Linked DNA regions of Mus musculus: regions 2 and 3 are each linked to region 1. The links are chromatin loops, found by intact Hi-C in ENCODE. Cell type or tissue: left cerebral cortex. All regions are shown on one strand.

Evidence for each region. Peaks named below come from ENCODE experiments on the same cell type or tissue, not always from the same donor. Only the 100,000 strongest peaks of a DNase experiment are listed, where the experiment ranks them.
Region 2: a loop joins it to region 1, with 5 times the contacts of the local background. A loop is called at or near these places in 6 of 42 quality-filtered maps.
Region 3: a loop joins it to region 1, with 4 times the contacts of the local background. A loop is called at or near these places in 2 of 42 quality-filtered maps.

The regions. Positions count from the first base shown.
Region 1 is chr15:43,754,681-43,762,680 of GRCm38, reverse strand. No RefSeq gene overlaps it. Among named protein-coding and RNA genes, the nearest start is that of Tmem74, 110 kb to the left of the region's middle. In left cerebral cortex, a CTCF peak has its summit at 4,193 (motif pointing right); a DNase peak (open chromatin) is centred at 4,252.
Region 2 is chr15:43,166,414-43,174,413 of GRCm38, reverse strand. It overlaps Rspo2 (R-spondin 2), which reads left to right and starts at 3,596. Exons shown (of 6, transcript NM_001357956.1): 1 at 3,596-4,042; 2 at 4,419-4,683. The coding sequence starts at 4,590. In left cerebral cortex, CTCF peaks have their summits at 3,499 and 6,572; DNase peaks (open chromatin) are centred at 4,618, 4,880, 5,132, 6,593 and 3 more places; H3K4me3 peaks cover 2,498 bases; H3K27ac peaks cover 1,050 bases.
Region 3 is chr15:43,278,345-43,286,344 of GRCm38, reverse strand. It overlaps Eif3e (eukaryotic translation initiation factor 3, subunit E), which reads left to right and starts at 3,609. Exons shown (of 13, transcript NM_008388.2): 1 at 3,609-3,742; 2 at 7,923-8,000. The coding sequence starts at 3,653. In left cerebral cortex, no CTCF peak of the experiment used is centred here; a DNase peak (open chromatin) is centred at 3,576; H3K4me3 peaks cover 1,896 bases; H3K27ac peaks cover 578 bases.

The DNA of each region.
Region 1 (8,000 bases):
AGTTCTTTTGTGATTGTGTTACCTCACTCAGGATGAGTCTAACCATTTGCCTAGGAATTTCATAAATTCATTCTTTTTAATAGCTGAGTAGTATTCCATTATGTAAATGTACCACATTTTCTGTATCCATTCCTCTGTTGAGGGGCATCTGGGTTCTTTCCAGCTTCTGGCTATTATAAATAAGGCTGCTATGGACATAGTGGAGCATGTGTCCTTCTTACTGGTTGGGACATCTTCTGGATATATGCCCAGGAGAGGTATTGCAGGATCCTCCTGTAGTACTATGTCCAATTTTCTGAGGAACCGCCAGACTGATTTCCAGAGTGGTTGTACAAGCTTGCAATCCCACCAACAATGGAGGAGTGTTCCTCTTTCTCCACATCCAGCCAGCATCTGCTATCACCTGAATTTTTTATCTTAGCCATTCTGACTGGTGTGAGATGGAATCTCAGGGTTGTTTTGATTTGCATTTCTCTGATGATTAAGGATGTTGAACATTTTTTCAGGTGCTTCTCAGCCATTCGGTATTCCTCAGGTGAGAATTCTTTGTTTAGCTCTGAGCCCCATTTTTTAATGGGATTATTTGATTTTCTGGAGTCCACCCTCTTGAGTTCTTTATATATATTGAATATTAGTCCCCTATCTGATTTAGGATAGGTAAAGATCCTTTCCCAATCTGTTGGTGGCCTTTTTGCCTTATTGATGGTGTCTTTTGCCTTGCAAAAGCTTTGCAGTTTTATGAGGTCCCATTTGTCAATCCTCGATCTTAAAGCACAAGCCATTGCTGTTCTATTCAGGAATTTTTCCCCTGTGCCCATATCTTTGAGGCTTTTCCCCACTTTCTCCTCTATAAGTTTCAGTGTCTCTGGTTTTAGGTAGAGTTCCTTGATCCACTTAGATTTGACCTTAGTACAAGGAGTTAGGAATTGATCAATTCGCATTCTTCTACATGATAACCACCAGTTGTGCCAGCACAATTTGTTGAAAATGCTGTCTTTCTTCCACTGGATGGTTTTAGCTCCCTTGTCGAAGATCAAGTGACCATAGGTGTGTGGGTTCATTTCTGGGTCTTCAATTCTATTCCATTGGTCTACTTGTCTGTCACTATACCAGTACCATGCAGTTTTTATCACAATTGCTCTGTAGTACAGCTTTAGGTCCGGCATGGTGATTCCACCACTGGTTCTTTTATCTTTGAGAAGAGTTTTTGCTATCCTAGGTTTTTTGTTATTCCAGATGAATTTGCAGATTCCCCTTTCTAATCCGTTGAAGAATTGAGTTGAAATTTTTATGGGGATTGCATTGAATCTGTAGATTGCTTTTGGCAAGATAGCCATTTTTACAATGTTGATCCTGCCAATCCATGAGCATGGGAGATCTTTCCATCTTCTGAGATCTTCTTTAATTTCTTTCTTCAGAGACTTGAAGTTCTTATCATACAGATCTTTCACTTCCTTAGAGTCACGCCAAGGTATTTTATATTATTTGTGACTATTGAGAATGGTGTTGTTTCCCTAATTTCTTTCTCAGCCTGTTTATTCTTTGTGTAGAGAAAGGCCATTGACTTGTTTGAGTTAATTTTATATCCAGCTACTTCATTGAGGCTGTTTATCAGGTTTAGGAGTTCTCTGGTGGAATTTTTAGGGTCACTTATATATACTATCATATCATCTGCAAAAAGTGATATTTTGACTTCATCTTTTCCAATTTGTATCCCCTTGATCTCCTTTTGTTGTCGAATTGCTCTGGCTAGGACTTTAAGGACTATGTTGAAGAGGTAGGGAGAGAGTGGACAGCCTTGTCTAGTCCCTGATTTTAGTGGGATTGCTTCCAGCTTCTTACCATTTACTTTGATGTTGGCTACTGGTTTGCTGTAGATTGCTTTTATCATGTTTAGGTATGGGCGTTGAATTCCTGATCTTTCCAAGACTTTTATCATGAATGGGTGTTGGATCTTGTCAAATGCTTTCTCCGCATCTAATGAGATGTTCATGTGGTTTTTGTCTTTGTGTTGAGGAATACCGAATGGCTGAAAAGCACCTGAAAAAATGCTCAGCATCCTTAATCATCAGAGAAATGCAAATCAAAACAACCCCGAGATTCCATCTCCCACCAGTCAGAATGGCTAAGATAAAAAATTCAGGTGACAGCAGATGCTGGCTGGATGTGGAGAAAGAGGAACACTCCTTCATTGTTGGTGGGATTGCAAGCTTGTACAACCACTCTGGAAATCAGTCTGGCGGTTCCCAGAAAATTGGACATAGTACTACCGGAGAATCCTGCAATACCTCTCCTGGGCATATATCCAGAAGATGTCCCAACCAGTAAGAAGGACACATGCTCCACTATGTTCATAGCAGCCTTATTTATAATAGCCAGAAGCTGGAAAGAACCCAGATGCCTCCCAACAGAGGAATGGATACAAAAAATGTGGTACATTTACACAATGGGGTACGACTCAGCTATTAAAAAGAATGAATTTGTGAAATTCCTAGGCAAATGGTTGGACCTAGAGGGCATCATCCTGTGTGAGATAACACAGTCACAAAAGAACTCAAATGATATGTACTCACTGATAAGTGGATATCAACCCAGAAACTTAGTATAGCGAGATATAAGAGACAATTTGTAAAACACATGAAACTGAAGAAGAATGAAGACCAAAGTGTGGACACTTTGCCCCTTCTTAGAATTGGAAACAATCACCCATGGAAGGAGTTACAGAGACAAAGTTTGGAGCTGAGACAAAAGGATGGATCATCTAGAGACTGCCATATCCAGGGATCCATCCCATAATTAGCCTCCAAATGATGACACCATTTCATACACTAGGAAGCGTTTGCTGAAAGGACCCTGATATAGCTGTCTCTTGTGAGACTAGGCTGGGGCCTAGCAAACACGTAAGTGGATGCTCACAGTCAGCTATTGGATGGATCACGGGGCCCCCAATGGAGGAGATAGAGAAAGCAATCAAGGAGCTAAAGAGATCTGCAACCCTGTAGGTGCAACAACATTATGAACTAACCAGTACCCAGGAGCTCTTGACTCTAGCTGCATATGTATCAAAAGATGGCCTGGTAAGCCATCACTGGAAAGAGAGGCCCATTGGACATGCAAACTTTATATGCCCCAGTACAGGGGAACACCAGAGCCAAAAAGTGGGAATAGGTGGGTAGGGGAGTTGAGGGTATGGGGGACTTTTGGGTTAGCATTGGAAATGTAATTGAGGAAAATACATAATAAAAAAAAAGATTCCATACCACAAGGACAAAAAAAAAATAAAAAGAGTGTTATGAATACCTGATTGAAATTTGGCATTGTGCTCCTTTTATTTCATAAGGGACCTTGAAAACCTGGACAGTAAGAAACCAGTTCCTTTAGACAGCCTTCCTCCATCCCTTTCAGTCTGAGATGGGTGAGTCCTTCCAGACACAGAAGGTCTCTGTTGGAGGGTGTCATCAAAGTGCTGTCTCTAATCATTGACTTGCATTTTTATCTTCTGAATGGGTACAGACGAGTCCAGCTCTTCGTGGTTATTGTATTCATGGCATCTTAGCACATAGTGGATGATTGATGACTGTTTGCTAAAGGATTATCTTTAGTGGAATAGAATATTAAATCTGTTCTTATAGACCAAATGTTCTCTTAAACTCTCTTGCCTGGAAATCTGCAGACTATGATCTCTCTCTCTCTCTCTCTCTCTCTCTCTCTCTCTCTCTCTCTCTCTCTCTTCTCTTAAACTCTCTTGCCTGGAAATCTGCAGACTATGATCTCTCTTTCTCTCTCTCTCTCTCTCTCTCTCTCTCTCTCTCTCTCTCTCTCTCTTTCTTCTCTTAAACTCTCTTGCCTGGAAATCTGCAGACTATGATCTCTCTCTCTCTCTCTCTCTCTCTCTCTCTCTCTCTCTCTCTCTCTCTCTCACACACACACACACACACACACACACACACACACACACACACACAAACAATAAGAATATCTGTAATCCTGGCTCTGGTCTAGTGAATTTGGAAAATGTATCATAGGTCATGGTGGTTCCTTCTATGCTTCCTTGTTGCTGATATCTTCAGTTCTCAGATATAGACAAGCAGGTGGAGCTTTTCAAGCATAGAACTCTTTTTTGGTTAAATAATAAAATTTAACCTCTGTCCCCAATTTTACAAACACAGGAACTGTTAATGTCTTTGGTATTTTTGCCAATGATCCAGAAGGGGGCAGCATTTATTCACAGTAACGAAACTTAGCAACCCTTTCAAAGTCTTCAAAGCTAGACAAAATGGCCAATTAAACAGTTGGTGTATTTATATACGTCAAGAACAGAGAAAAGTGTGGGTATCCTAGCATCCACTTTGCTGTATAGGCATCTCATGAAAAAATAACATATAGCTCCATGAAAGAAAATCACTCACGACTGAATCCTTGATGCTGGGCACAGTTTTTAGTACATATTGGTGCTCAAAACATTCATTATTTATAAATACTACAGGTATAATGCATTGACAGAATCATTCCACAACACAAATGTAAACTAGAACAACCCATGTGTGGATCTCTTTTTACTCAGCACTGTTTTCATGGACCTAACTCAGTTCTGTATATATGCAGCTCCAACTCATATATTTACTTAACAAATATGCTGAACACCTGACATATAGTTTTTTTAAAAAAAAAAACATGATCTACTCTTCTTAACAAAATATACACCATCAACTGGATCCTGGAATAAGGGTTAAATTGGAGTTGAACTGTACTTTCATGTGTACCATGTGATAGATTTCATGGCAGAAATGAGTCTAATTAATACTAGACACATCAGGGAGTAAAAATGACGATTTGGGATCAGATGATCTACCTGTTCAGCTACTTTTAAATGTTACTACCTATGTCACCTTCCTCCCAGTAAAGGTTGATTGTAACCCACCTTCTCAGGTAGAGATAAGGATGAGAGGGTTTGCTACCGTTCCAATGTTGCACAGCTGAGCACTCACAGGTTTACTTCTATCCAGTCTTCTCCCGAGGGTTCCACAGCCCTTTGTGTAGTATCAGCCCCATCCACTCACCATCTATAACAGTTTTCACAAAGACTCAATCTTTAGAACTATTTTAGGCTCAAAGCAAATGTAAACTTATCAGTTCATTCAGGAACTAATATATAATTTGGCATTATGTAAACTCTTAGTATCACACCCCTATAGAATGAAATAGATCTCCCCTCTTTTATCCTATAAGACTTTAACAATCTTGTTCTTTATATTTAGTTATAAATCCATATTTTATTCAAAAAAATTGAAGATCTCTACCTGATATTCTCTCTGATTCCTCTGTCTCTCTCTGTGTCTCTCTGTGTCTATCTATCTATCTATCTATCTATCTATCTATCTATCTATCATCTTTCTCCTTCCCTCTCCCTCTTCCCTCTATCTCTCCTTTTCACTCTTTCCTTCCTCTATACCTGTCTCTTCTATTTTCCTTTCTCTCTTCCTCTCTCTGTTTCTTAAACTATCAAGCAGTTCTTCCAACATTTGTCAAAAAAAAGACAAAGTTTTCTCAGTCTCATTGACTTTCTTCCATTAAGTCACTGCATTTTAATATATCTATTTGAGACTATTTGTTACTGATCTACTTGGTTATATTTTGGCCAATAATTACAGCTTTATTTTGAGTCTTCAAGTTATATGATATAAATGGTTCAGCTATATAGTTCTTCTTTCCTCTTGTATTGGTTATTCTTGATTTTTGCCCCACACAGAACTATAGAATCATTATTTTTAGTATTCCATAGAATAACTTCTGGCATTTTAACTGGATTTTTGTAGAGTGGTTGCATTGGGAAATCTTGCCAACTTTGAGTATTCTGTCTATGAAAATAGAATATCCCCTATTTTTCCTCTTTAATTTGTCTCATAATTTTGCAGGTTACCTTAAATAGATATCATACACATTTTGTTATATTTGTACCTATCTAATTTTGATAGGGGTATACATATAGACATATATTGTATTTTGTATTTTAAATTTTAGTTTTTCATTGCTAATATTTAGAAAATGATTTGCTTTGTAGCCTGATCTTATATCTTGGCACTCTTGTATAGTAGTTTATTAGTTCCAATGGGTTTATTTTCTCATTTTTTCAGATTTCCTAGATGGCTAATCATGTCATCTGTGAACAAGAGAAATTCTATTTCGTTTTTCTTGATCTTCCCTTCTTAATTCCCTTCCATGCCCTGTTTCATTTCCTAAGATTTCTAGTATGATGCAGAAAGGAGTTGCGAACAGAGAACATTTTGTCCTGATCTTCGCAAATAATCTTCTAAATTCCTTTAGATGCTAATGTTAGTTGTACAGTTGTCTTTGTAGGTGTTTTCTATCATATTTAGTAAGTTTTCTCTGGTTTTCTGGGAGTTGTTTTTTTTGTTTTTGTTTTTTTTAAACTGTGAATTGATACAGGATTTTGTCATCTACTCTTTCTGCTTCTATTATGATTACGTGATTTCTTCTTTAGCTTATTGTTATCTTATTGATTTTTCACATGTTGATTCAGAGCTGATAAAATGGCTCAGCTGGTAAAAAGCATTTGCCATCAAGCCCAGCAACTTAAGTTAAATATTCAGGATCAACATGGTAGATAAAGAGGAGGACTCCTATAAGTTGCCTTGTGATTTCCATACATAAACTAAGTCATGAAACACACACACACACACACACACACACACACACACACACACACACAGAGTAACATTTTTTTAAGGTTCACTCAGGAGCTGGAGTGATAGCTTGGTGGTTAGCAGCTATTCTTCCAGAGGACCAGCATTCAATTCCCTGCACCCATATGGCAGCTCACAACTGTCGGTAACTCCAGTTCAAGGGGACTCTACAACCTTAGAAAAACATGAATGCAGGCAAAACACCAATGCACTAAAAAAAAAAATTATAAAAAAAGGTTAACTCGACTTAGCATACCTGGAATAAATCGGATTTTGAAGGGAAGGTGAGGGGAGAGGAAGAGGGAGGGGTAGGAAAAGGAAGAGCTGAGGGGAGAGGACAGGGGAGTTTAAGGGAAAGGAGAGAGGAGGGGAGGGCAGGGGAGGGGAGGAGAGGAGAGGAGAGGAGAGGAGAGGAGAGGAGAGGAGAGGAGAGGAGAGGAGAGGAGAGGAGAGGAGAGGAGAGGAGAGGAGAATCAGTGGTGATTCTGGGAACAAAGGGCAGTGGCTAGCTAGAGATTTATAAGAAGAGCCCAGATCTTGCCCAGCTTGTCTGGGAACATTTTCTCTTTGAGGGTGATTTGTTAAGGTCAGACTTTCCAGAGAGTCAATTTTGGATTAATCTTCACATTTAGAGGCATCAAAGCCAAGCCAAGATTGTTTTCCAGAAATAAGATTTTATAGGAAGAGTCTACCTATATGTTGTGTAGAAATTGGTGACTGTTCGACTTCATATTTAATAACAGTTACTGTATAGAAAAAGTAGTAATATTGCAATAACTTGGAAAACACTACTTTTCAAATGTTTTATTTCATTTATGTGTATGGGTGGGGTCAGGTATGTGCATGTGAATGCAAGTGACTTTGGAGACCAGAAGAGGATATCAAATCCCTGTAGCTGAAGTTATAGGCAGTTGTGTGCTGATCATTGTGTGTGCAGGATGATGAACTCTGGCCCTCTTCTAGAGCAGTGCATGCTCTTAATCATTGAGCCATCTCTCCAGCACAACAAAATAGTAAATACATGTATTTTAAAGTTCTTTTCTTTTCAGAACAGACATAGGCCCACATGGCAATAAATATGAAATGGTCAACTCTAAAACCATAAAATGCTTTTATTGCCGTTTTCAGAGTAAGTACTGTGGCATTGAATTCTTTAACCGATACACTTCTCATTCTATGTTGAGAAGAATCATCTAAGTGAATCCATTAACAAGAACCTCTGTGGAAATTCTACATTAAAAGACTCCTTATACAATAACTGGGACCAACTGGAAATCCACAAATCCAATGTGTGGT
Region 2 (8,000 bases), 590 kb after region 1:
GAGAGACAGAGAACACAAAGGTATATGGTATATGCAACTGTCCAGTTCAACTTTCCTAGTTTTAGGAATTTATCATGTAAAATCATGTGAAGCAGTACTTTTTAAAATCAGAAAAAAAGATGACAATGTAGGGAATTGACTAAATAAAATGCAAATGTACATGATTTTATGAAAGGAAAAAAAATGACAGTGAACTGAACTCCAAGGCACACTTAAAACATTGAGGTCTGAATTAGTATCCATGTCGCTCCAAAGAGAGACACTAGGATGCTAAAGAGGTAAGAACACATGTATAAATGTACATAGCTTCACATATATGTGAGTATACACACACACACACACACACACACACACACACATTGATTGGCAAGCACAAAAATAGCTAAAGGATTTACCTCTGAACATCTACTCAAATGTGGGAAGCTATACGAAAGTAAAACACACTCTAAGAAAGAGAACAGGCTGCCTGGGAGAGGGAGGTGCCAGGGGCTTAGACAGGAAGGTAGTTTTCAAAAACTGAAAACTTAAGCTATCTGAATGAATGATACAAAATAAAAGAAGACACAAGAATTTCCAGTCACCTGAGATATCTCACACTCCTGTTCTTTCAACCTTCTAGCTGAAAGGAGAAAGAGCCATGAGAAACTGTTAAAGGTAAGAAAATGGCATGCATAAATACACCCACTTGATTGATAGGCACCCATATTTTATTAAGACTATATTCAGCTCTGGAAGTGTGGAAGTGGACTCATAACTCAAAAGGCTTTTCAAGAATAAACTGTTTCCAAGGGAGAGAGCCATTCTGATAGCAGTGAATGATGTGGAGTATGCCTCATCAGTGTGTTTTGTAAACAAACACTGGGCACACACCTATTTACAAAGCTCCTTAATGAAACCAGTCAACTAGAAGAAAATATCTCTTGTCTCCAGAATGGAGTGACTGTGAACCACCAGCTCTAACAACAGCACATTCTGAGCTTAGAAACAAAAGGAAGCAAAGATACGTACGGGATTAAGATCTTTCACAGTTTGGGATCCAGTGAGGCTATGCTTTAAGTGGGAGACTGATCCTAGATTCTTGAAATAAATACTTAGTGTGGGGACAAGGAAAAGATTTTATACAGATAAGTTTGTGGCAAAAATCAAGCGTAAGTCTTTAAATACAGCATTGTGACAGACTTTAAGGTTCTGTTCTATCCTTTACAAAGATGGAGGAGACCAGAATATGATAAAAAAATACTCAGGCATCTTTTCTCCCAGTGTCTATCTTTGTGTGTGTGTGTGTGTGTTATTAAACACATTTGACCATAGGCTGCAAAAGTGATGTGTTAAATTCTTTTCTCACACATTGAACACTGAAGCTGGCCACTCTAAAATATTTCAGGTTAAGACAGGGCAACTCAAAGGAGCGACATTCTGAAGTATTGGGGGATAAGCAGCCCATAAATCCAATCTATTCACTGATGACTTTGCTCTCAGACACCTTAGACCCCATGGCAAATTCCTAAAAGATGGATTTTAGGTAGAAGAGGTGAAAGGGAACTTGATCTAATTTCCTGAAACTACTGCCATAGAAGTGGAGATCCAGATAACTGTGCAAAGTAACCCAGTGAAGTAGTGCGACATACCCTTGTGTTTGTGCTCATTTGAATGGTTGCTGATAAATGCATCACTCTTAAGTGTGTTCAGAGCTATGCAGGAACCGAGAAGCTTATTTAGGGAAGCGTTTTCTTTCCTCTTGAATTTCATCCTTATAGGACAGCACACTGGGTGAGAGGAGAGAGTGCTGCTTATCAAGCTGGAGAGAGAATAGCCTATGCTGAGTTGTTTCCAGTCATTTCCAAATTTTGTGATAAAATGTCAACAGTTAAGAACACTGTGTGCTCTTCCAGAGGACTGAGGGTTCAATTCCCAGCATCCACATGTCCACTGACAACGGTCTGTAAGTCTATTCCCTGGAGATCTGACACCCTCTTGTGGCCTTGAAAGGGACCAGGAACACATGCAACATACTTGCACACACGCAGGCAAAACACCAACACACACACACACACACACACACACACACAAACACACACACACTAAATATATATTTTTTTAAATAAAAGTTGAGGATTTGAGAAGCTGGGTCAAAGTAACTGCTTCCAAGTGTCCTGTCAGAAGTTTGCACCCTGTGGGCAAGTCTCATGGCTCAATTTTCTTATCAAGGAAACGGCACCAGTAACTTCAACTCTGGCTCACTTAGTCGTTCTCAGGGACCCCAATTCCTAGAACAGAAATATCACAGCCAAATAGTGGAGTGATTAATAAACATGGCTATTAAAGCCCCCATTACTTCTATATGATTCTTCAGTTCAAATTTCTGAGCCCATGCAGAAACTGAAGGAACAAAAGGGAGAATTGAAATAGTACAAAATGTTATTAAGGAGCCTGGGCTGGGCATGTGTTTGTAATCCTAGCTCTTAGGTGGTGGAGGCAGAGGGATTGGGAATTCTAGGTCAGCCTTACTAGGATGAGTTCCAGGTTGGCCTGGGCTACAACCCAATCTCAAAAATAAAACCAACCAACAGCCACTAAAAAGCTACAGTAACAACGTGCCTAGTAACACATTTAAAGAGACGTCTATATTGCCACGTCTAATATTATAGATTCTTATCTTTTGCTCAAAGAAGACATACATTATTTCCCTATATTGCCAAGTCTAACATTATAGATTCTTATCTTCTGTTCAAAGAGGAAATACATTATTCCCAATAGCAGTGAATGTATGGCAGACGATTTCACTAGATTAAAATTGGTAGCACCTAATGTTTTTAATGAGTGATATAGTAAGTAGTTCTCCAACTCAGGGCATTTGAAGTTTAATTCAGACCTTGGGAAACAAAGGAGGGGTAAAGATTAAGAACAAAACAAACTAGTGGTAAACATTCGATTTCTGAAGAAGAAAGCTCCCAATTTTTTGAGTATTGCAAAGTATCACATATGTTTGTGAAATCTGTTGGGAAAAAAATAAAGTAAAGGAAAAAAAACAGCTGTGTGGAAAGGTAAAGGCAATGGGAAATACTAAACTTACTCCTTAAACTGAGCATGCGTTTCAATTTCTGGGGACGTCTGCCTTCAGAGCAGGGCTAGGATTTAAATTTTGGGAAAAGGGCAGAGGTTTGTCTTCTTGTTTTTTTTTTTTTTTTAAAGGCTGAAGTGTTTTTTCAGAAGCAGCAGTCTCATCCTGGCACTCAGGAGGAAAGTAGAAGGTACCTTCAGTTCCCCATCAAATTCTTCTGGAGAAAGGCTAATTGGTGAGGTGGGAATCGACTCCATTGTTCCCGAGAGGACACCTTGGGTGTGAACAGCAAGGGCAGGCCATATCGCTCACCCTAGGTGCTCTTCAGTTTAGACCATCCCTCTGGGAAAGCCGGGTGAGCATTATTTTTCTTACACGAAGCTCTCTGCATGCCGTCAGTACTCTTTAGGACCTCAGGGAAACCCGAGCGTTTCTGGCTTTAGGACCCAGGAACTCTGAGGCAGCCTGGCTTTAGATGTCTTGGACCACAGCACCACCTACTTATAGAAGCATCCCGAGCCTTAGCTTGTCTGCATCTCCATCGGAAAGTGCGCTGGCTACATCCCTTCGGCCTCCGGGCAGTGTTCTGTCTCCCTTAGCTCAGGCAGCGAGAAACTTCAGCTGCGAAGTGGTGGTGGAGAGAGCCCTGGGAGCAGCGACTGGACCCGGACACCAAGAAGAGAGTGGACGCGCCCCTCGACTAGGAATCGCTCTCGCAGGCGGAGACCCAGCATCTCAGCGCCTGCGGTCGCGCTTGCCCGGCCGCGCGCTTTTGCTAGGCGCCGCCAGCCCCGAGGACCCTCGGGGTCCGCGGACCCTTCTGCAGCCGGCGGAATCCTAAAGCTGCCAAGAGCTCCCGGCGGGTGTCCGCAAACTTTTTCCGAGCCCACGTGCTGACCAAACAGCCCGGCTCGCTTCCAGAGCCTGGCATGGAGCGCCGCGCCTAGGCACGCCGTGCAGCCCGAGAGACGCGAGCGCACGGTAGGCGATCTACACCTGGTGCTGGGGCGCTGGGATAGCCCATCCGGGGAGCGAAAGGCTTCAGAGCGCCCCTTGAAAGCCCTGCGCTCGGCTGCTTCTAGAGCGCCTTTCCTTCTGCAGAGCTCGCACAACGCCCTTTCTCCAGGGTCAGAAGGCAGTGCTCCGCAGAGGTTGCTAATTCACTGATTGTAATCACCTTCCTCTCCAAGTCTCCTGCAGCTGTGCCATCTGCGTTAAACTGCTGCGTGGATCGTGCCAGTGAGTTCGCGTCCTCCCTCCCTCCTTTCTTTAAACTAAGAGGCGCGAAGGTGCAGGTACCTCCTCCGGGTTCTCTCAGTCCTCCACCCACCCAGCTTCTCTTTTCCTCCTCTCCCAGGTTCACCGTGGAGGGAGAGATGCTCATCGAGCCAAATTGATCATTGCAGCCGCAGGGCAGTGACATCTGTCTCTAAGTCCTCCCTAGGAGCGCGACCCGCACTGTCTCCTTCCAGGAGCCCGTCATTTCCTCGACTTTTGAGAGGTGTCTCTCCCCAGCCCGACCGTCCAGATGCGTTTTTGCCTCTTCTCATTTGCCCTCATCATTCTGAACTGTATGGATTACAGCCAGTGCCAAGGCAACCGATGGAGACGCAATAAGCGAGGTGGGTCGCGCTCGGCTGAAGGTGCGTGGAGTTCCTGAGTGGGTGGGAGTGCTTATTCACATTTAGGCTTTAGGGACTCGAGGGACAGGACTGTGCTCTGCACCCCAGTTTTTGTGTGGGCTACCACTGACCATTCTCAGGGTCACAGAACTCCACAGAAAGCTTCCTTCTGTCCCTAGTGGGTGCGATGGGACCTTAGAAGCATTGGGAGCTTGATGTGCTGGGCTTCCCTCCCGCAAGCGCCCAGGGATTTATCATGTGGTTCACAGTCTGTGCCACCTCTCCTGAACTCTTCTTTGGATCACATTTCTTATGTGGCACCATTTTTCTAGTTTTCTCCTTTTGTCTTCTTAATCATCTTCCTTGAAGTCCAAGTGTCTTTAATTTCCCGACCCACGTGTGCCCTAAATCCTGCTCCAGATAATTTTAGACATGGTCTGGCGTGTGTGTGTGTGTGTGTGTGTGTGTGTGGAGGGGGTGTTGTTGGGGAGAAATGTCAAGTTGCATGGGAGAACCTGAGTTGCGGAGAAAAAAAAAAGCTACACTGTTCCACTTTTCCGGAACCCTAGCAGAGATGGGAATTTAATGAATTAAGTAGCGACTCCTACTCTGGCTTTCTCAGGGAGTTCTCCCCTACAGCGTGAATGTTTGTTACAAATAAGCCCACATTGCCCTGTTTGTTTTCTCAAAAGCGGCAGTTTCTGGGAAGGGTTTTGTACTCAATGAGATTCATGTGAGTCTTTTTAAATGCTAGCTTCTCCATCCATCACTTGTGTGAAGGGTGAAGGCAGATGGAAGCCTCCAGAAAGATTTCAGAGAATTCAACTTTAGTGTGCACATATTTCTGGACTCCTGTCTTCCAGTCTTACTGGGGAGGGGCAGCTAAACCAAGGGCATTTTTTGAGCCAGACACAATGAAGTTTTCTGTAGCGACGTAAACACGTACAGCATCACACAGACATAGCGTTGAAGTACTAGCACAGGGCCCTTTGTTAGCACCTGAGGAGAGTCAGTTGTCTGACCACCAATTTGGTCTTTTTACACTGATAGAGTTTGTCATGAGGCTTGGAGACCTTGGCTTTGTTTTTCCAGGCTATAAACGACTCTGATGGGATAAAGACTCTGGCCCTGAAGCTAGTTTTGGAGGGATCAGTGCTGTTGTTGACATTTTGAGGGGGCATTAAGCTTTCCTCATGAGCTGAAGAGCTTGGCCTATTCCAGAGCAAAACTTCACGTCATCCATGGTGTGTGACAATCAACGAACTAGTGTTTTTTAATTTGCTACATGTCTCTGGCTTATTATAAAGAACACATATATCCACCCCAGTCTTTTTTTTTTTTCTGCATCATTTCTGACATTTGAGGAATGTTTCTTTATTTCAGAGGTTACTACATATAAAACATCATGGAGAAAGTCCTCTTCAAAAGCTGGGAGAGTTTGATGTTGCTACCCAACTTTGAAAAGTGACTCTTTATCTCTTCTCACCTCTTCCAACAGGACCCTTTCTCCATGCCATTATGTTTTCAGGTGTTGTTTGGCAGATGTGGCAATACTTATATCATTATTACTATTATTATTATTATTATTATTATTATTATTATTATTATTATTATATTGTGGTCTGCAGTGTTTGGAGAAGCTATGTCTGCTTTAAAAAAAAACTGGAACTGAAATCAATTTTGTTGAAAATACAAAAGCTCATAAAGTTTGCAAAATACAGAAGTACCTAAAACTCCTTAGCACATTCCTGACTATTACATGACTTGGACTTCTGATTCCCACTGCTGGCCCCTGTGCTTGCGTGCAGAAGAATTAGGGGCATTGTCTGAGATACAGTGTGGAGATGCTGCTGAGTGGAGAATGGTATCACAGCACTCCTGCGGCCAGGAGCGATACTGCATGCCTTTATTTCTCCTGTAGGGCCATCTCCCAGGCTCTGTGCCTGTGCTTTCCTTCTTGCGTGTCTGAATCACATCCTATTTTGTTTTCAGAGCTTGCTTTCGAAAAAAATCTCTTGCAGCTATTGCCATCTATAGTCCCAAGCTCTGACATTTAAAAACCCACTTAGAAAGTGTGCAGGGGTAATGTGTGCCAGAGCAACCTTGTCATTTCCTAAAGTTTGAAGGCTTTCATGTACATGTCAATGGGTATGGCTGTTTCAAAAAGTGTCTATCAAAGTATGTTTCTGGCTTTCTCTCCCTCAACAGATGTCTCTTCCTGAATCCCAAGTTTATGCCTGAAATAACTACAGTTTTTAAAGTGACCATACTATCTGTGCCAACAAAGGGTGCACTGTGTTTTTAATTAAAAGTGGAACTACTTAAAGGACTGGCTAGACAGCGCAGGGTCATAGTAGCTTTTCTGCCCTGCAAGGAAGCTTAAGGGACTGTATTGTGAGCATATTGAAATGAATAGAGATCTAACTCAAGTTGTGTGAATTGTCCCTCCTCACAAACTTAAGCTGCTTTTAATTGATCTCATGTCCACTGATTGATCCTATACCAATTGTTGTGCATACCAAACAATTGGCTTTTCCAAAGGAGATTGATTTAAATTAAGGTTTGGTGTTTTTTCTTTCTTTCTTTCTTTTTTTCTTTTTCTTTCTTTCTTTTTTTTTTTTTTTTTTTTTTTTTTTTTTTTGTGAATGCCTGTCTACCAGCCAAATCGTGTCAATACTGACAGTTGACATGTTAGAGCCTATTGTGGTATCAACATTTCCCCTTGCTCCTTTGTTTTGTATAGTGGCAGTTAAATATTACCTTCTAGGAAAAAAGTGATTACTACTTTAAAAAAAAAAAGGTGCTGTAGCATAAAAGATGAGTTATTTCCTTGGCTTTGTGCTCTGATGCAGGCAGGCAGCAATGGCACCAGGATTGGTTAGGCTTGCCCCTGGGACCTGATTTTCTTTTTTTCTTTTCTTTTTTTTTTTTATTCCATCTGCAAATAATCAAACCTTCACTGTGGCATATTCTCAGAACTTCTTTGGCATTATGTTTAGTCTGCTCCATGATCTCAGATGCTCCTTAATATCATTTTCTTAATGAAATAAAATCCTTGGCAGAGATCAGATCATTTAGTCAGTTAAAATCAATTGCATCCAGTCTGAAATAGAGAGCAAATGTATCCTTTAGCCCCACGTTTTATTCCAAAGATAACCAGAGGATTGAGAAAATAAAATTTCAACCTCGTCAACTTTCGGGCAAAACTATCTCATGAAGACCGTCATAGACTTCGGCTGAGCTTTCTCCCTTTATTTCATAAAAGTGCATTTAATGGTCCCTAATAGGGCCCAGCTGAAACAATTTTATTAATTAGG
Region 3 (8,000 bases), 480 kb after region 1:
AGATATTAGATACAATTTGCAAAACAAATGAAACTTAAGAAGAAGGAAGACCAAAGTGTGGACACTTTGCCCCTTCTCAGAATTGGGAAGAAAACACCCATGGAAGGAGTTACAGAGACAAAGTTTGGAGCTGATTCGAAAGCATGGACCATCTAGAGACTGCCATATCCGGGGATCCATCCCATAATCAGCTTCCAAATGCTGACACCATTGCATACACTAGCAAGATTTTGCTGAAAGGACCCAGATATAGCTGTCTCTTGTGAGACTATGCAGGGGCCTAGCAAACACAGAAGTGGATGCTCACTGTCAGCTATTGGATGGATCACAGGGCCCCCAATGGAGGAGCTAGAGAAAGTACCCAAGGAGCTGGGGGGATCTGCAACCCTATAGGTGGAACAACAATATGAACTACCCAGTACCCCCCAGAGCTCCCGTCTCTAGCTGCATATGTATCAGAAGTTGGCCTAGTTGGCCATCAGTTGAAAGAGAGGCCCATTGGTCGTGCAAACTTTATATGCCTCAGTACAGGGGGACACCAAGGCCAAGTAGTGGGCGTGGGTGGGTGGGGGAGCATGTGGGGGACTTTTGGGATAGCATTGGAAATGTAAATGAAATAAATACCTAATAAAAAAAAAGAATTTCTCAAAGTCTTCCATACTCTGCTACTACTTAAATTTGAACATCCCAACATCTATATGTTCAGATAAATGCTGTCAAATGTTAACTTTCCCAGGAAGCTCTTACTTTCTCAGGCAGTGAGTTATTTCCCTCTGTCAAGCCCCAGGAACACTATGCAAAGAGTATCCTCTCATGATGTTATGATGGCTTATTCTTTGCATAATGCACTCCTTTGAAACTATTCCTCGTGGGCTAGAATTAATTTTTTTCCTTTGTCCCTCAAGAGCTCAATATGGTGATCATTCAATATTCATCAATGATTCATCAAACATTCGTTAAATGTTCATTAAACATCTGGTGAGTTTGTAAGAAGCAAACTTTACACCTGACACTACCAGAGTGAGCCAGGTGAGGCTCTTCTTGTGTTTTCTCTGTAATATCTCTTTTCTGACAACACTGGAAAGAAACTATATCAATAAAATTAGCTTTTCAATATTTAGAAATTAACCTCTATATGTGTGTGTGTGTGTGTGTGTGTGTGTGTGCATTTGACTAACCAACAACAAAAATTCCAGAAGAAAAGTAACAGAGTTTCTAATTTGTCACAACTTTTATCAATCTTATAAGTCAAACCCAATTTAATTTTAAGGGACAAAGAAAAATCACTGTCTTCATGTCTTTTTCTTAAAAATTTACTAAGTGGCTATCACTGCCTATCTGATCAAATCAAGGTTTCCCAGTCCAGCTTTGAAGGCCTTTATAGACTCTCCACATATCACTCATCGAACCCACTAGCTGTCATCGAACCACACAACTGTCAGAATTAATCTTCCTGAAATATAGGACTATTTTCTTTCATACTCAAAAATGCTTTAAGGCTCCTCAGGACTTAAGATAAATTTCTAAGTGTTCACAAATATATTTGTCTCTTGTCCTTTTTTATTTTTCCTGGGACCGCAGCCTCTCCTATAGACACTGGTGTTCAGCTAAGTTTCCAAGTTCGTTTCCTCAGGTTACTCATTCATTTTCCTGTCTATGAGTCTCTCTGGTATGCAAGTGGTTCCTGGACCACCTTCAGTGCTCTCTTCTCTGTCTATTTTAAGATGTATCATACCCAGTCAGCCAAGCATTCTCTATCTGCAGTATTCCATTGGTAGTCTATTGGGCATCAGCCTGACTGATACTCTCTGTTCTGCTCATATTTCAATCGGCTGCTCACAATACTCTAATCTTCCCTTAGTTGTTTAGATCAGTATTACACCTAGTACTACCAGCATACAAACCCCATTCTTTTCACACTGCCTGCATCCTATATCTACTAGAAGATCTACTAGAATATCTTTCTTGTAAATATCTTCAAAGCATGTTTATATATGTTGCTGTGATCTTTCTCCTTTTGCCTTTTATGTTCACTATGAGTAGATTTTTTCATCCACAACTAATTGAAAGAGTCCATGTAAAGGTCATCAATAGGATAGGATGTGCCAGGAAGAAATGACCAGAGTCAAATATTAACAGGAGAAAATTGTTGTGGATAATTTAAGTAAATGTAAATAAATAAATGGCTGTGAACAATTTAAATACAAATGTAGGCTTTATTTATTGCCATGAGCTATCAGAGCTGTTTTACTTAACTAAATGCTTCTTGGATCCTCTGGTGCTTCCCTCCTTCATCCAGGTTATATTAGTTAGGGTTTTCTAGAGAGAGACTGGTTGAATGCGTGTTATGGTTTGTATACGCTCAGCCCAGGGAGTAGCACTATTAGAATCTGTGGCCCTGTTGGAGTAGGTATGTCAGTGTTAGTGTGAGCTTTAAGACCCTCATCTTAGCTGACAAGAAGCCAGTATTCTGCTAGCAGTCTTCAGATGAAGAGGTAGAACTTTCAGATCCTCCTGAACCAAACCTGCCTGGGTGCTGCCATGTTCCTGCCTTGATGATAATAGACTGAAACTCAGAACCTGTAAGCCAACCCCAATTCAATGTCCTTAATAAGAGCTGCCTTGGTCATGGTGTCTGTTTACAACAGTAAAACCCTAAGATGTGTGTGTGTGTGTGTGTCTGTGTGTGTGTGTGTGTGTGTGTAAATTGGATTTATTTGAATGGATTACAGGTTATAGTCTATTCCAAAAATGTCTGTCTCCCAATGAAAAGTCTAAGAATATAGTAGCTGTTCAATTAAGGCTGGATGTCCTAGGTGATCTTCAGTATAAGCTGGAATCCAGGAGAACTAGGTTTTAATGTCAGCGAAAGAATGAACTTGCCAGGGAGAACAAGGGCAAGCTAGCAAAGGGCTTAATCTTCTTTTTCTATACTTAGCCTGCCTAAAGGTCCAGATTAAAGGTGGATCTTCTCATCTTAGTGATATGGATTTAAGATAGGTCTTATCTTAAATAGCTTAATTAAGAAAAATCTCTCACAGATGTACCTAACTGCTTGTGATTTTGTTAGATTCCAAATGTAGTCAAGTTGACCACCATAAATAGCCATCACATATATTTCAGTGATCTAGTTTCTAGGCTTGATCATACTTGCCCCCATTTGTGTAAGGTGAATTACCTAGATTTAACCTCCCTCACCTCTCTTTCAAACACTCTTTCAGCTTAATTTTATGCATGGTTTTCAGTTCCATTAGTAAGTTACCCAGAGTTAATAGTGTATTGCTTTAGTACTGATCTTTGAGACCTAGTTGTAGTTTCAAATATGTACTCTTTCCACGTAGATGTCAGGCAGGCTATACTTCGTCTACTTATGTGTAAAACTAAACTCTTGGGTTCTTTCCTCCTTAAAACTAGCTTTTCTTTATTGGTACAAGAAGCGACAGAACTTCCAAACAAGAGAAATTATGTGCAAAGTTTGAGCCCCACCCAGAAGGCGTGGGGAGGGAGGGAGAGGCCACCACGCGCAACTGCTGCCGTTGTCATCAGCACGCTTGGGCGGGGCCACTACTGCACATGCGCAGTGCGGGGCCTGTCCGCCTCTCGGAGCTGTCAATAAAGTTTTAGCGAACAAGCGCTCCTTTCCCCCGGCAAGATGGCGGAGTACGACCTGACTACTCGCATCGCGCATTTTCTGGATCGGCACCTGGTCTTTCCGCTTCTTGAGTTTCTCTCTGTGAAAGAGGTGAGGAAGCTTTGAGAAGGAGGACGGCGTAGGGACGAGAGAGGCGCCTGGAGACGCGGGGAGGCGGCGGCAGGGCCTACACACGTGCGAGCCGGAAGCCGGCTTGGGCCGCCCTGACAGACACGGGCTGGGCCCTGGGACAGCAGCTTCCCGCGTATCGTAGCGCTGTCGGGGTGCTCGGGGCGGTGGGACTCGGCTGTGCGTCCGGAGGGGTGAGGTGACAGCGCGGGGTTCTGGCGACGCCGGGGTCTTTGCTTCCTGGCCCGAGGCTCAGGATCCTGCGGGCGGCCATGTCTGTTTTTGCCTGAAGCTGCGTTGGCTGAGCGAGTGCTTTGGGCTCGCCACGGATGCTATTGGAAATTTCAGTTTTCTTTTTAGAAATTGAGTCTATGGCCTTGGATTTGGGTTGTGTTCAGAATCCCATTACAAGATTCTCTTACATTTCAGGCATTCTAATTTCCTTGAAGTTGTGGATACTTTGCTGTGAATTTCCTGGTCATCGATAGATATTTATTTCATAGGAATGTAGCGTACTTTGTCAGATGAGAGTGAGGACCAAGAATAACCCACAAGCTGCAATGTAAACTTTGTTTTTAGTGTTGATGTTCAGACTTAACGAAGTATGATTCAGTCATAAATGTTCAATGAGATGTCCTAAGTATGTAGTTTGGGGACTTAATACGTTTCAGTCCTGAATTTAGGAGTTTGTTTGGGGGTACTGAGAAGAAGTATTGGATTAGAACTATTATGGCTAACTATATATTGGCTTTATGGAGAAATTGATGCATTTTACTAATTACAGTAAGTAAAGTGTAAGGCTAGAATTTTGTCTAGCAGAGTTAGTAAGTTGTGCTTTCTGGACACAGATTATAACAGGGAACTGCAGATTCAGGGGCAGGTATTTTGTGTTCACTGGCAGTTTTCTAAAAAGTCTAGTAAAACTGTTTTGATGACATATATACGCTTCCAGATAGCTACGGTTTATATGACAGGTATAGTATTTATATTCATAGGAAGTTTTCTAAACAAGTGTATTGTCAGCAGGGAACAGCAAAATTAATTTTCAATAAATGCTGAAGAATGTCTTGACAGGTGGGTCATGAGCTTGATGGATATATTCTTTTTGCATTGAATTTTGTAGTCTGCACACTAGAGAGAAAAAGTTCTGACTGTCTTTTGTTTCATTTTCTGAGTATATGATATATATATATATAGATAGACAGATACAGATATAGATATATACATATTGAAGTCTCTCACCTTGCTAGTGTAGCAGAGATATTTTAGATCTGCCTGAACTTAATATTTTTGTGTTTTTTAATGCATTTATGTTTTTAAGGGAAGAATGTGTAAGTGTAGATTGTTTATTCATAGGCAAGGCTATAACTGAGACTCGGGAAACATCTAAAAGAATGTTATTACCGGGGTAGTACGGTGGCTTTAATACTTCAAGAGGAAGACCGTTCCTAAATATTGAGACATAAACTATGAAAAATCCAAGCTAAATCTCCAGCATCTCACCATTGAAAAATGTAACCTTTTTATAGATTGATGTGTCTGTAAGGTAAAAATGATACATATCAGGCAAGTATTGACTAAATACTGTTAAAATTCAAGAATTTCTGTTAACCATTAGTGGGCAAAAAAAGTACTTTGAAAGGGGGAATTGAGTCTTGGAAGCTAGGTAATTAGGACAGAGGCAGTGGTCATGATGTTTGCCATTACTGATACATTTGTATATTGGAGTATAAAAGTTCCAGGAGAGAAAAACTGGTTTCTAATCTAGGTTCTCCACATGGCCTCAGCACTTGAAATAGTTCTGCATAAAGGCTTTTAATAATCATTGAATAGTTAAATGAATTATGAATTTGCATGTCACAGTTTATTGTGTGAAGTGTCAGGTTAGAGGGTGAGTGCCAAGATAAGAAGAGTGGGTTTTGAATTTGGGCATGGGTTAGGATCGTCCTCTGTCTCGATTCCTCTGCACTTCAGAGGTTTGTTTTGTTTTGTTTCTGGTTTTGTTCTTTTGTTTTTTCTATTTTAACCAGCTTCTCAGTCATTCTACCTCTCAGTGTAAGCTCTGTTCACCTGATTTGTCTGACTGTTGTGGAGGGGTTGTTTTCCCTTTGAGATAAGATCTTGCTTGCTAGGTAACCCAGGAGGGCTTTGAACTCCTTACCTGACTGTAATTTTCCCAAGGGCTGACTTTACAAAAGTATATCACCACCCCCAACTTTCTTTTTCTTCATATAAATGAAATTCACCAACAGGATTTTATACTTGTTTAATGTTTTGAACTCCAATCCCTTGATGTGACAAGCAGGCTGTCTACCACTGTGATCTATATTCCAAGCTGTTTTTAGAAACAGAGTTTCCCTGTGTAGTCCTAGCTGGTCTAGAACTCCCTACTCCAGAGGTCGTCCTGAGTATTAACAAATGTATACCAGCACCCCTGGCTTCACGAACTAATTCCTGAGTCATCTTTCCATCTGTGAAAGTCACTGGCCCTGTGACGGCAGTTATGAATACTGACCATCAGTGCTGATGGTTAATTTGTTGTAGTCTACCAGTTTGTTCATCCATTCTAGTACTAAACGACTGTGTACTGTAAAGATTTTTGGGAATTATACTTTAAATAGATGTACTCTTGTTTTAATATCTTACAAAGTTGGTGAGTCAAAGCATGTATGATGTCAGGAAATAAAAACCTTTTTTTCTTTTTTGGGGGGGAGGGTGGGTTTCAAGACAGGGTTTCTCTGTATAGCCCTGGCTGTCCTGGAACTCACTTTGTAGACCAGGCTGGCCTCGAACTCAGAAATTCGCCTGCCTCAGCCTCTGCCTCCCGAGTGCTGGGATTAAAGGCGTGAACCACCACGCCCGGCTTAAAAACCTTTTTTCTTAAATGACTGTGTTCTTGCTAGTAGGATTTGAATGTTCTGTTTAGTCTTCATTCACACTAAGACTGATACTCTCAGGTTTTTTGTTTTGTTTTTTTATCATAGTTTTTATATATACTTCCTTTTGATTAATGAGAGCTTATGTTGTTTTGTTCATTTGATTATCTTGATTTGTTAGTGACTATTAAGATGTTTTACCCATTTCAGTTGGATTGTCATTTGTTACTGTTTTGTTGGAGTTTTATATCTAATTTGGAACATTCACGTTTGAGTCTGTGTTACATGGTTGTGAATTCTTACTAGATCTTTCTTTCCTTTGCAAGATTAAACTCAGGACATGAGTCTTATTTGGCTAAGTATCTCTCAGGTTCCTAACATATCCTAAGTAGCCTTCATGTTTGTGAGTCTATATGTATAATGTATTTCCTGTGAGTTAATATGTGTTTCCAGAACCCTTTGCAAAGCAAAACCTTGTCATGAGGTTGTTGACTTACAAAATTGGTTCTAGTTTAATTTTAGAGGTACAGATGGAGAAGCATTTAAATGGTTGCAACTCTTAAATGAGACAAATATAAAGGTAAAGGAGTGGCCACATCAAGGAGTGGTGGGTAGTCATCATGGGGATGCAAAGGATAGTAAGGAGGTAAAATATTTAAGAGCCTATTCCTAATTACCTGGGTGTGGAGAAGAAGAGAAGGTGTGGATACTTTTGTGTATTGCATATCTTTCCTAGAACAAGTAAAAGATTGCTTGATAAAACAATAATTGAGATCAGAAGTAAATGGGAATGACATTGATTTTCAAATATTTGTGTAGACAGGATATTTTGTGTAAATTGAGTGCTTCCTATATTGGTTTCTTTTCTTTTACAGTGTGTGTGTGTGTGTGTCTGTGTCTGTGTCTGTCTGTGTCTGTATATGGACAAACTCACGCAGGTGATCCTGGGTGGTGAATCAATGCCTTTATATACATATACACTACACCAGTGTTCTTCTACTGACCTGTATATCTAGCCCTATGACGCTTTCTTTAAGTAAAAATGGTGGGTGGGGGGCCCTAGGGTGCATTGGTTAGCACAGCACATGCATGGAGGTCAGAGAACAAAGGAGCACTTTGTGAGGTCATTTCTCTTCATTTTTGTGTGGCATTCAGGGATTGAAACCTGTTCTCCTGACTTCCCAACACATACACAGACACATACTTTTTCAAAATAGTTTCGTGAAGTATGGTTTTTAAATAAACTGAAGAATTTAAATATTCATTAAGTTTTTTTTTTCTTGCAGATTTATAATGAAAAAGAATTATTACAAGGAAAATTAGATCTTCTTAGTGATACCAATATGGTGGATTTTGCTATGGAT